2 separate regions of the Homo sapiens genome follow, and region 1 is linked to region 2. A link is an interaction called in ENCODE POLR2A ChIA-PET data of the cell type or tissue named here. Cell type or tissue: MCF 10A. All regions are shown on one strand. Links, peaks and the distances in the headings refer to the core of each region. The heading gives the core; the rest is flanking DNA.

Evidence for each region. ChIA-PET counts read pairs that join two places held together with the same protein. Peaks named below come from ENCODE experiments on the same cell type or tissue, not always from the same donor. Only the 100,000 strongest peaks of a DNase experiment are listed, where the experiment ranks them.
Region 1: POLR2A ChIA-PET joins it to region 2 with 26 read pairs; 3 of 35 experiments call an interaction of 5 or more read pairs at or near these places.

What each region holds. Positions count from the first base shown.
Region 1 is chr3:193,829,074-193,834,444 of GRCh38, forward strand. LOC105374284 (a long non-coding RNA gene) reads right to left here. Exons shown (of 4, transcript XR_924841.3): 2 at 4,566-4,679; 3 at 3,338-4,012; 4 at 126-2,968. Among named protein-coding and RNA genes, the nearest start is that of LINC02038, 12 kb to the right of the region's middle. RefSeq lists enhancers at 3,024-3,123, 3,144-3,303. In MCF 10A, for the core only: no CTCF peak of the experiment used is centred there; DNase peaks (open chromatin) are centred at 908, 1,908, 2,578 and 3,228.
Region 2 is chr3:194,087,487-194,092,857 of GRCh38, forward strand. LOC102724877 reads left to right here. Exons shown (of 6, transcript XR_002959666.2): 4 at 4,021-4,160. Among named protein-coding and RNA genes, the nearest start is that of LINC02028, 19 kb to the left of the region's middle. In MCF 10A, for the core only: no CTCF peak of the experiment used is centred there; DNase peaks (open chromatin) are centred at 2,185 and 3,865.

The sequences.
Region 1 (5,371 bases), core at 67-5,066, 260 kb before region 2:
CCTAAAGGTACGATTTCAATGTCTGTTCATCACGTGTTTATGGTGGAGCAAGCTTGTCCAACCCATGGCCCAGGACGGCTTTGAATGTAGCCCAATACAAATTTGTAAACTTTCTTAAAACACTGTTTTTTGTGTGTGATTTTTATTTTTATTTTTTTAGCTCATCAGCTATCATTAGTGCTAGTGTACTTTATGTGTGGCCCAAGACAATTCTTCTTCTTCCAGTGTGGCCGAGAAGCCAAAAGATTGGACACCCTTGTATAAAGAAACACTGACTCCTGGTCATTTCTTTTGGAGAAACACATTGGCTGTGTGACTTTGTTCAGGTCACTTGATCTTTCTGAGGCTCAGCATCCTCACCTTTAAAAGAGGGGAAATGCAACCCCGTCCTGCCTATTCCACGGGGCAGTGTGTGTGTGTGTGTGTGTGTGTGTGTGTGTGTGTGTGTACATACATATACATATGCACACACATACACAGACTCATAGGATGGGGAAATGTCCTCACTATGTGAAAAGCACTTTTTTTCTTTGTTTCTTCTATACACACACACACACAGAATCTGAGGCAATGGGTAAGGCGAGGTCATCCAGAAAGATGATTGAACGTCCACATGGAAAGTTGGTTTGAGAATAGGCTTTACAAGGGAATGGCTGAGCAATGTTTGCTCAGGGCTAATAATTGCAACTATTTAGTGCCTACTATGTGCCTGGCATATGGTAAACTGCGTCATCATTTAACCTTAACAACAGCTCTGGAAGTAGGCATGTCACCATTTTGCAAACAAGGAAGCTGAGGCTCAGGGATACCCCTGCCTTGCCCAGGTTCATGCACCAATAAGTGGCGATGGTTTGGCTCTCTGCTCTGTCTCCGGCAGAATCTGGCCTCTTGCTGCCTCATTCCTGTGGCATAGAGAACAGGGGACAGTGCATGAGTCAGAGTTCCCAGCTGTTCACAAAGACGACAAACTGGTTTCTGAGCCCTGTGCCCTTTTTCGTTTTGTTTTGAGCATGTATAGTTTTTGTCTGTTTTCCCTGCATCAGTTAATATTTCATGGGTTTTTGTTGTTGTTGTTGTTTTGTTTTGTTTTTTTTTTTTTAGACAGAGTCTGGCTCTGTCACCCAGGCTGGAGTGCAGTGGCACGATCTCAGATCACTGCAACCTCTGCCACCCGGGTTCAAGCAATTCTCCTGCCTCAGCCTCCCAAGTAGCTGGGATTACAGGTGCCCACCACCACACCCAGCTAATATTTAGTAGAGATGGGGTTTCACCATGTTGGCCAGGCTGGTCTCAAACTCCTGACCTCAAGTGATCCGCCTGCCTCGGCCTCCCAAAGTGCTAGGATTACAGGCAAGAGCCACCATGCCTGGGCAATATTTCATCTGTTTAAGTCTGTTTTGTAATTCTCAGGCCCGCAGCTCTGTCACTGCTCAGCCTCAGGTGCTGCACTATAAATGCTCCCTAGCTCCATCTCTCTTCCACAGCAGCCCCCAGTTCCCAGGCTGAATTTGCTGGGCCCAAAGCACGGGGATTAGGAAGAGAGGACCTTCCTCAGGAGTGAAGCCCCTCAGCCTCTCAGTTCTTGCAGCAGGGGATCCTGGGCCCTGGCTCTGGCCACCCAAGGAGAAAGCCTGCCTGGGCAGAGAAGGGGGCTCGGAGAGGTCCTCCCAACCACCTATTTATCGTTGCCCAGGCTCCTAGGCCTGGATCTGTCAGCCAGGGCCTGCCCATGGCCCTGGGAGGTGATGGGAGTGGTGGTAGTTTCAGTCTCTGATGAAAGCTGCTGAAACCGGCACGGAGCACACATGAAAAGGACGAAAGAGAAGGCGCAAGGCTGACTGCCAGGTGGCAGGCGTGATGGGACTTGTCTCCCACTTGGGGAGATGAAGACAAAAGGCAGCGTCATCCCCCAGAATGAGTGACTCTGCCTCTGTAGGGCTGTTTCTGAGCAGGGCCTCCGTGCCTGGAAGAATGATGCCTTTGGCCTCCTGAGTTCTGAGCAATATCCCCTGGCTAAGTGGGTTGTTCCCATCAATATTCAGGAGTCTTTGGTGTTGAGAAACCTTGAACGATGTAAGCTGAGAGGTAGCACCATCAATTCCTGTCTAGACTAGATTTTTGGAATCCAGGCTCCCAAGATGAAAGGGTACATTATGAAGGCAGGGCATAAATCTACCATGCCAACAAGACCCACATTCACCTCGGATTATTTACACCTTTCTGCCTCCCTCTGGGCATTGCCTGTCCCACTGTAGCCCACTTTCAACTTTTGACAGGATCACTTAATGCATCATGACCTACAAGTAGCCAGTTACATATATTTTCATTGTGAGGGACTCTGTACCCCAGGCCAGTTTCCCCCTCCTGACTCCCTGCAGTTTTACCTTTTTACTTGGCCCTTAAAGACACCACAGATGCTAAGGAAGGGATGAATGTTGGTCATAAGCACGCAGTGAAACCTGGCTGGGGAGGGTCACCGAGTGTGTATTACTAATTCGATCTCCGCCGCACCCTTGGTCTCATGCCCAGCACCTTTGTGTGGTGGTTACTCAAGGATGTGGGAAGCCGCTGGAGCGAGGCTGCTGACGCACCCCATTTCAGAACTGCCAACGCGGGCTCCTTGGCAACCAGAGCTCACCATCTGCCCAGGCAACCAGGGAGGGCACAGAGGGCAGTGAGCCTCTGCCAGGATGGACAGTTCTCAGCATTGAAAACTAGCTGTGGGTTCTGCCAGTACCGTGGAGCCAATTGTACGTCTCATTCAGCCTCGGGTCCTGCCTTGCCAGCTGCGTGTGGGCCATCTTAACTTGGATGATCCCTGGACGCTTACCATTTAAGAGCATAAGGGTGGATCAGTCACTTTCTCTTAGAGGGCTCCATTTTCCTGTCTTTGTCATGAGAAGATTGGGCTGCAATAGTCTTCCATGTGCCTTCCAGCACCGTGCAGTAGGATACGGCGGGTGTGGACCTTGAAAGCCAAAACGTCGATGTTCATATCTGGCTCTGCTGTGTGACTGCAGGCAGGCCCCTGAACTTTTTCACCCTCATTTCTTTGCCTCTGAAATAGGGCTAGATAAAGCCTCTTGGCCCCTGGCCCCTGTTATTACCCCCAGTTAACAACAGCGCTGATAATGACCCACACTTACTGTTGGCTTCCTGTGAGCCAGGCCGTGCTCTAAGGGCTTGGTATATGATAACTCATCTCATTTGTGAGAAAATCTCTCCAAAGCAGAAACTTCCCAGTTTCACTTTCACTGAGAGTGCTCATGGGCCTTCCCAAGGCCACACAGCCAGCAAGTATTATGTCTGGGACTTGAACTCAGTAGTGAGAGCTTACCTTCTACACGGTTCTCTCTCTGCAAGAGGAACCCCGTAAATGTCATGTCCATTTTCTTCTCCTTTTCTCTTTCAGCTCGGCACACTTCTTCATTTGGTGTCCAAAGTAACATCCACCTACTCTTAATGTTTTCGGCCGGGTGCAGTGGCTCATGCCTGTAATCCCAGCACTTTGGGAGGCTGAGGCAGGTGGATCACCTGAGGTCAGGAGTTTGAGACCAGCCTGGCCAACATGGTGAAACCTCTTCTCTACTAAGAATACAAATATTAGCCAGGCGTGGTGGCAGGCAACTGTAATCCCAGCTACTCAGGAGGCTGAGGCAGGAGAACTGCTTGAACCTGGGAGGTGGAAGTTGCGGTGAGCCGAGATTGGCACCACTGGCACTCCAGCCTGGGTGACAAAGCGAGACTCCATCTCAAAAAAAAAAAAAAAAAGTTTTCACGACTCTCCTCATCCCACACAGTCACCTGTGACTCCTGTCTTTTCTCCCAACCCCTTTTACTTCCATATTTCTTAGTGTTCCAGTTAGAGGGAACTGCTTGTGCAAATGTCCCGTGGCAAGAGAGAGTGCAGAGGGAGGACGAAGAGAGGGAACAACACAGTGGCTGCCTCCAGGCAGGCTGAGCTTGATGAACCAACAGGACCCTGACCATCTGAGCTTTGAGTTCTTTCTGCCTGCTAAGAGAAATGAGAAACTTCTGAAGCACTTTAAGTGAAAGAGTGACATGATCCAGGCTACCTTTTAAAAATAGTTTTTATCCTGCTAGAAACCTTTCCAGGAGCCAGCAGGGCCTTCCTATTCTGAGCCAAAGTTTTTCTGCCTCATATTCAAAGCCTCTGTCCAGCATCCAACTGGGACATGTGTCTGGGTTGGGGGCAGGGAGAAGGGCTTCCCAGGTGGGTGGATGGGATATGTAGTGAAAGACCCTTTCGTTCCAAGTCCGCAGGCCTCCAATGGGCTCTTCCACTCCTAATGCACAGCCCCTCACCTGTTCTCTGCTTTCAAATGGCCCTTTGCCTCCTTCCACAGATCTCTAAGCTTTACTTCTTTCCAGTGAACCTTGTGAAGTCCTTCTAACGCTTTCTGATGAACTCTGGCCTCTATGTTTTCAGAGATTTCTACATCCAGCTATACTATGCTGACAAAGATGTTTCCTGAGCATCTATTAAGTGCTGTGCAAGACTCTGGTGATAAGGACACATAGCTCTGCCCGCAAAGGGTACTCACAGTCTAGTGTTGGGGGCAGAATCAATCATGTACGCAGGTGACGATTGCACACCCAGAGGAAGATGCACGGCGTGGTGAAGTTCAAAGACGGGAGAGATGTTTCTGCCTGGTGGGCTGGGGAGGGATGAAGATCGGCATGGTCATGTCATAGTGAAGGCGGGACTGGACTCAGGCCTCATGGGCAGATGTGGACCGTCACACATGGCAGGAAGGGCACTCTAGATGCAGGCAACAGCAGAAGCTAGCGCCATGAGGCAAGGAAAGCACAGCTTTCTACAGGGCTAGGGGAGTCGATTGCATGAGGGGAGGACTCATGGGTGTGGGATCATGAGAGGCAAGACTGACCAGGTGAGGAACAGGGCCCTTCAGAGAAAAATACCAGTCTGGTTTCAATCAGAGCTATCCTGGTGTACCTAAGTGTTTGAGCTCCTACAAGGCAGGGTCTAGCCACTACTCAGTTTATAAACAGGTCAGCGCCTAGAACTGTGATCTGAACAGTGCGGATGCTCAGAGAGGCTCTGCCTCATGTCCCTGCAGGAGGCAGAAGAACTGGGGCCGAGGACTGGTGGTTAGGCCTGGAATGTTCATTCTCTCTCCCTTTCTTCAGGCCATTCCCTTGCTTCTTCCCATCGGTCACTTCCAAATCTCCATCTTCAAGTTCCAACTCAAAAGCTACCCTGCCCTAATGCCTTCTCAGCAACCCAGCCAGGAAAGCACTGCTGCTCCTTTGGAACCTGGGAGCTTCCTTAGAACGGTCCCTTGCATCTCCTGCACCCCCAGGCAATCCCACCCCACTCAGTATGTGT
Region 2 (5,371 bases), core at 135-5,134:
GCGACTTGTTCTGAATCATTAAAGTTTCTGTCTTAAAAGATGATTTCCACAAAGGCCGACTCTATTCTCGTCTCTCAGGTTGGGAAGCTGATGAACTTGTAAGCAGTAAGGGCCCTCTGATGAGATGAACTTTGCTCCCATTGTTCCAAAGAAAGCGAACCTGTGCCCAGGAAGGCGATTGAGGATGGAGGGGCTGGTCCAGGCAGATGTAGCAAAAGGCAATTTTAAAGTTCTTAAGACAATGTGGGCATGCCCAAGATCACAGCCATGCACCCATGCATCCATTCAACAACTGAATGTTTGTGTTGGCCAGAGCCCTGTATTAAATGGCGATTCCCTTCAACCTCGAGAGGGCACGTAAGCCCACAAAGTCCTGGAAAGGAGATACGATGGGAAGCGCAGGAAATTCAGAGAGCCCACGGTGAGTGTGAGTGGACTGACCACGGTGGAGCCATGAAAGCATCTCAATACCAACCCCAGAGGCAAGGCCCAGTGCGTGGTGGTGAAGACAGGTGGTCCAGGACAGCCTGGATGCTCAGAGAACTTCCTGTGGGCCAAGCCCAAAATGGCACAGGCTGAGGCAGCACATCCTGCGTGTCCATCAGGAGAGCAGTTTCCAAGTGGAGCCATGGGGAAGGAGCCAACAGGAAAGGACCCTCTTCTCTGAGGAGCTAGGGACATGGGGAGAGCTCTCCACCTGAGCCTGGGCCAAGAGGAGGGAACGCCTGGCAGGACCCAGTGCCCAGAACAAAGGAGCTTGTGTCAGGGCCTCTGGGATAGGGACCAGGGGAGGCCAGCGGCGTGAGGCCCAGGTGAGACTTGCACTGCACAGTGATCATCTGGACATGCTCTCAAGCACCACAAAGAATTGTCGCCTGATTGCTGGAAAGCAGAGGGCCGGGCTGGGGCAGACCCGAAAGGGGAACCTTGAGAAAAGAAATGGAGGGAGGCAGGAAAACTTTCTTTGCAACAATGGTAGCAAAGTTCATCTCATCGGAAGGGCCTTGTTGCTTACAAGGTCATCAGCTTCCCAACCTAAGAGATGGGGATAGACCTGGCCTTTGTGGAAATCATCTCTTAAGACAGAATCATCAAAAATTCACTCTAGTTGGCCTTTCTCCAGGAATCCCCACACAAATTAACTTTATATGCTCAGAGCCAGTCAGAGAGGACCTCCCCAAGAGCGAGGCAGATGTTTGGGAAGTGAAACCAGAGACTTTGCCTTAAAGGGGACACATTCCCTCCTGCTCCCCACTAATCCTAGAGTCTGCAATAAGCTGTCTGAGATAAGAGGGGCGAAGAAACCAGCCAGAGAAGAGATGCAAAATTCCTTAAAGTTCTTGATCTGTAGTTCTTATCCCAAACGTGTGGCAAAAAAAGAAAGCTACCCACCACCTTTATGCCTTTCTCCCAGTAAAAGACTAATTTCAGCTGGGCAGGGTGGCTCAAGCCTGTAATCCCAGCACTTTGGGAAGCTGAGGTGGGCGGATTGCCTGAGGTCAGGAGATCGAAACCAGCCTGGCTAACATGGTGAAACCCCGTCTCTACTAAAAATACAAAAATTAGGGCATGGTGGCGCACACCTGCAGTCCCAGCTACTCAGGAGGCTGAGGCAGGAGAATCACTTCAACCTGGGAGGCGGAGGTTGCAGTGAGCCGAGATTGCGTCACTTCACTCCAGCCTGGGAGACAGAGTGAAACTCCGTCCCAAAATGAATAAATTAATTAATTAAAATAAAATAAGACTAATTTCAAAAATCCCTCTTAGGTACACAGCAGAGTATAGCATACAAAATGCATTTGGCCCTCTCACCCTGGGTTTCATTCTGCGATTTCCCTATAAGCATTTAGATTTCCTTCTGCATGACCCAAGCTAAGACTGGAAGGGAAGCTTGCCATCAGCTGACAGTGAGGAGTGGCAGGTAGACAGGCCTTAGGAGAAGGGGGAGGTCAGTGTCTTGGGACGTCCGGCCCCAATTCTGACCCCCAAAAGGAGAGCATCAAGGCCCAGAAGCATTCAAGCAGAGGTGAAAGCACACCCCACACCAGCAGCATCTGCCTCACTGCCACCCCCAACCCCAACTTAACCACCCGGTTCTGCTCGGGGCTGAACTGATTAGTCATTCATAATGCTTAAGTCATTAATTCAGGAAGGAAGCCACGCTAGCTGCCTCTTCTCACTGGGAGTTTGCTGCCGTTGCAAAACAGATGAGTAATCAGACATTCCGGGAGCCCTCGTTAAGCCCATTGCCAAGAAAGGTGTCTTGCAGCTCATTTGCTGCGGGGGAAGCCACGCTACAGGCCCTGAGTCACGCTGGATCCAGGGGAGGGCAAGGCCAAACTTGCTGGAGTGCAACATTGCATCACCGAGATCTGCGACGGAGAGGCTTACCCAGCCACCGAGCTCCACTGACCTCACCCACAGCCCCAGCTGGGGCTGACCCTCTGTGGGCTGCTCCGCTGCTTCTGGGGTTCGGGGAGGCTCAAGGGGTCAGAGACAGACATCCTGGGAGGGACACCCGGTACTAGATGGAGTCTTATGTCCCTATATGACAGGTGCTAAAACTGAGGCCCACAAAGGCAGTGACACTTGCCTAGAGTCAAACCTAATTCAAACAGATTTAGGATAGAATTTCATCTCAGTTTTTTTGTCCCCAGCAATTTTCACTGCACCAAATTACATCAATAGGTAATGCAGGTAATGTTAAAGGCTAGACTGTGAATGGCAACGTAGTAAAAACTACCCGACGTCCAGCAGCAGCAAGTACTTTAGAAAATTGTGGTCAAATAAAATGAAATGCTAACCATCCATCTAAAAAAGATTGTTACCACTTTACATTCTGATATGGAGCTGTCTCCAGGATACGCTTTTTATTGCTGTTGTTGTTGTTGTTTGTTTTCTTTCTTTTTTTTTTTTCTTTTGAGATGGAGTTTTGCTCTTGTCACCCAGGCTGGAGTGCAATGGCGTGATCTTGGCTCACTGCAACCTCCGCTTCCCGGGTTCAAGCTATTCTCTGCCTCAGCCTCCCGAGTAGCTGTGATTACAGGCGTGCTCCACCACGCCCAGCTAATTTTTGTATTTTTAGTAGAGATGGGGTTTCGCCATGTTGGCCAGGCTGGTCTCGAACTCCTGACCTCAGGTGATCCACCTGCCTCAGCCTCCCAAAATGCTCTTAAATGGTTTTTAAGAGCAAGAAAGCAACTTATGGAGACAGTACGTATGGTGCACTACTGTGTGAAGGAGGGACACACACACACTCCATAACACCTAGTGTTCCAAAGGAGTGCAAGGGCTGGCACTAGCCATGCGAGTTATTATCAGAGTGCATTTTCCAACCCGTGCCCTGAGTCGAGCTTCCATGAGTGCCTCTAACTTGTGGCCACTGAGCCTGGCCAGCCCCGTTTCCCTGTACCCCTCCTCCACCCCAGTGCATCTCCATGCCTGAGTGTCCAGGTGCTCAGGAACCTCTGCGCAGGCAAAGCTCTGGGAGAGGCCCCTTGGTACCCCCTACTCCCCCTTCCCCTAGTGTCAGACAATGGAGGCCCAGCTTCGAAGCTTGCCTGAGGTCACAAACGGACAGCCCCAGAAAGAAAATGCTTCATGCCTCCGTGTCTTAAAGCTTTCATTCTTTGTGAGTTGTCTGTTCACACATAAAGACCCCTGAGAGGAATCACACCTTGAGCTCAATCAGCCACCACCTCATTATTTACCCACCAGCCTCTCCTTGGGTATTAACTCACACCCAGGGAACAGCAAAGATCTCAGGAGAGGGCCTGATTGCTCACCCACCCTCCAGATGGCTTCAGGGCACAAACTGCTCCCCAGCTCCTACTCCAACCCCAGGGAGGAGGGGCCATCTGAGCTGTATCTGGTCGACCTGTGGTGAGAACAGAGCCTCTGGGTAGGACTGAGTCCTTCCACCATCCCATGAGTCACCTAGAAAAGTTGCTTCAGGAACTCCTAATATCATTTTTCACCTCCCAAGGAGTTCACATCTATGCACACGTTTCCATCTTACAGACCAGGAAACAGGCTCAGAGAGAAGAAGGGAATTATGTACCTCGGTTTAGAGCCAAAGTGTCCTGCCTGCATTCCAGCTGTTTCCATCCATGTCCATGTCAACTGGCATCTGGAACTACTCGTAGCAGCATCCACTCAATGTGAGTTGACTAAATGGAGGAAAATCTACTATGGTGCTTGGAAAAACTGGGACTCTCATGATTTAGGATATAAAGATTTGTCGTCTGTCTGAATGGAAGAAAGAACAGGGCAGTGCTGTGGGGACACTAGGACGTCCTAAGGAAACACACTCACTAATTTAGGGTAATCAATCAGGTAATACTATTTATGGGCTATTAATGATACATGAGGATCACACTCGGCCCAAGTTCTTTGCTTTGTTTCACTCTCTTGCTCTGACACCCTCTCCTAAGTTTCAAGGCTTTTCCCTCCCACCACCCCTCCCAGCCATATCACCACCACCATATTTTAATTCCCCATTTTTCTTTTTTTCTTTCTTTTTTTTTTTTTTTTTTTGAGACAGAGTCTTCCTCTGTCACCCAGGCTGGAGTGCAATGGCACGATCTTGGCTCACTGCAACCTCCGCCTCCTGGATTCAAGTGATTTTCCTGCCTCAGCCTCCTGAGTAGCAGGGATTACCGGCACGCACCACCATGCCTGGCTATTTTTTTTTTTCTGGTTTTTTTTTTTTTTTTTTTTTTTTTTTTGTAGAGGCAGGGTTTCATTCAGCATGTTGGCCAGGCTGGTCTTGAACGCCTGACCTCAGGTGATCTGCCCACCTCGGCCTCCCAAAGTGCTGGGATTACAGTCACTGTGCCAGGCCCTTATTCCCCATTTTTCTGTCCACCCTCCCTTTGTCACCATCGCAAACGTCTCCCAGGACGGACTGGGCTTGCCTTCATATTGACCACGCATGTTTATGCTGGGACACTCTTTCCTTTTTGAGGTTCTTCCCTCTTATTGATGTGCTTATTAATTAATCAGATGTTTACTGAACACCTGCATGCAAGACCCTTTCCTAGCGTCACTGCGTATGAATAATCATTGAAAATTACACAGAGTTTGGTATATGTCTCGTAAGAACTAAAGAGGAAAAGTTACTCTATAGAATCCTAAAATGAAATAACTTCTAAGCAACAAGATAGCAGTAAAAAGCTTGAGTTTTTATTAATGTATTATTATTATTTATTAATTATATTCCTCTGTCTGAAATCTTCCCTCAGTCACCAGGGTGGAATCGATAAATGGCAACATTTTCCTCTCTGATGTTTTTTAACTGCATTAAAAGGCATGGAGTTTTAATTTCACATGCATTTGTTTCTGGGTCTTGGGTCGTTTTTTTTTTTTTTCT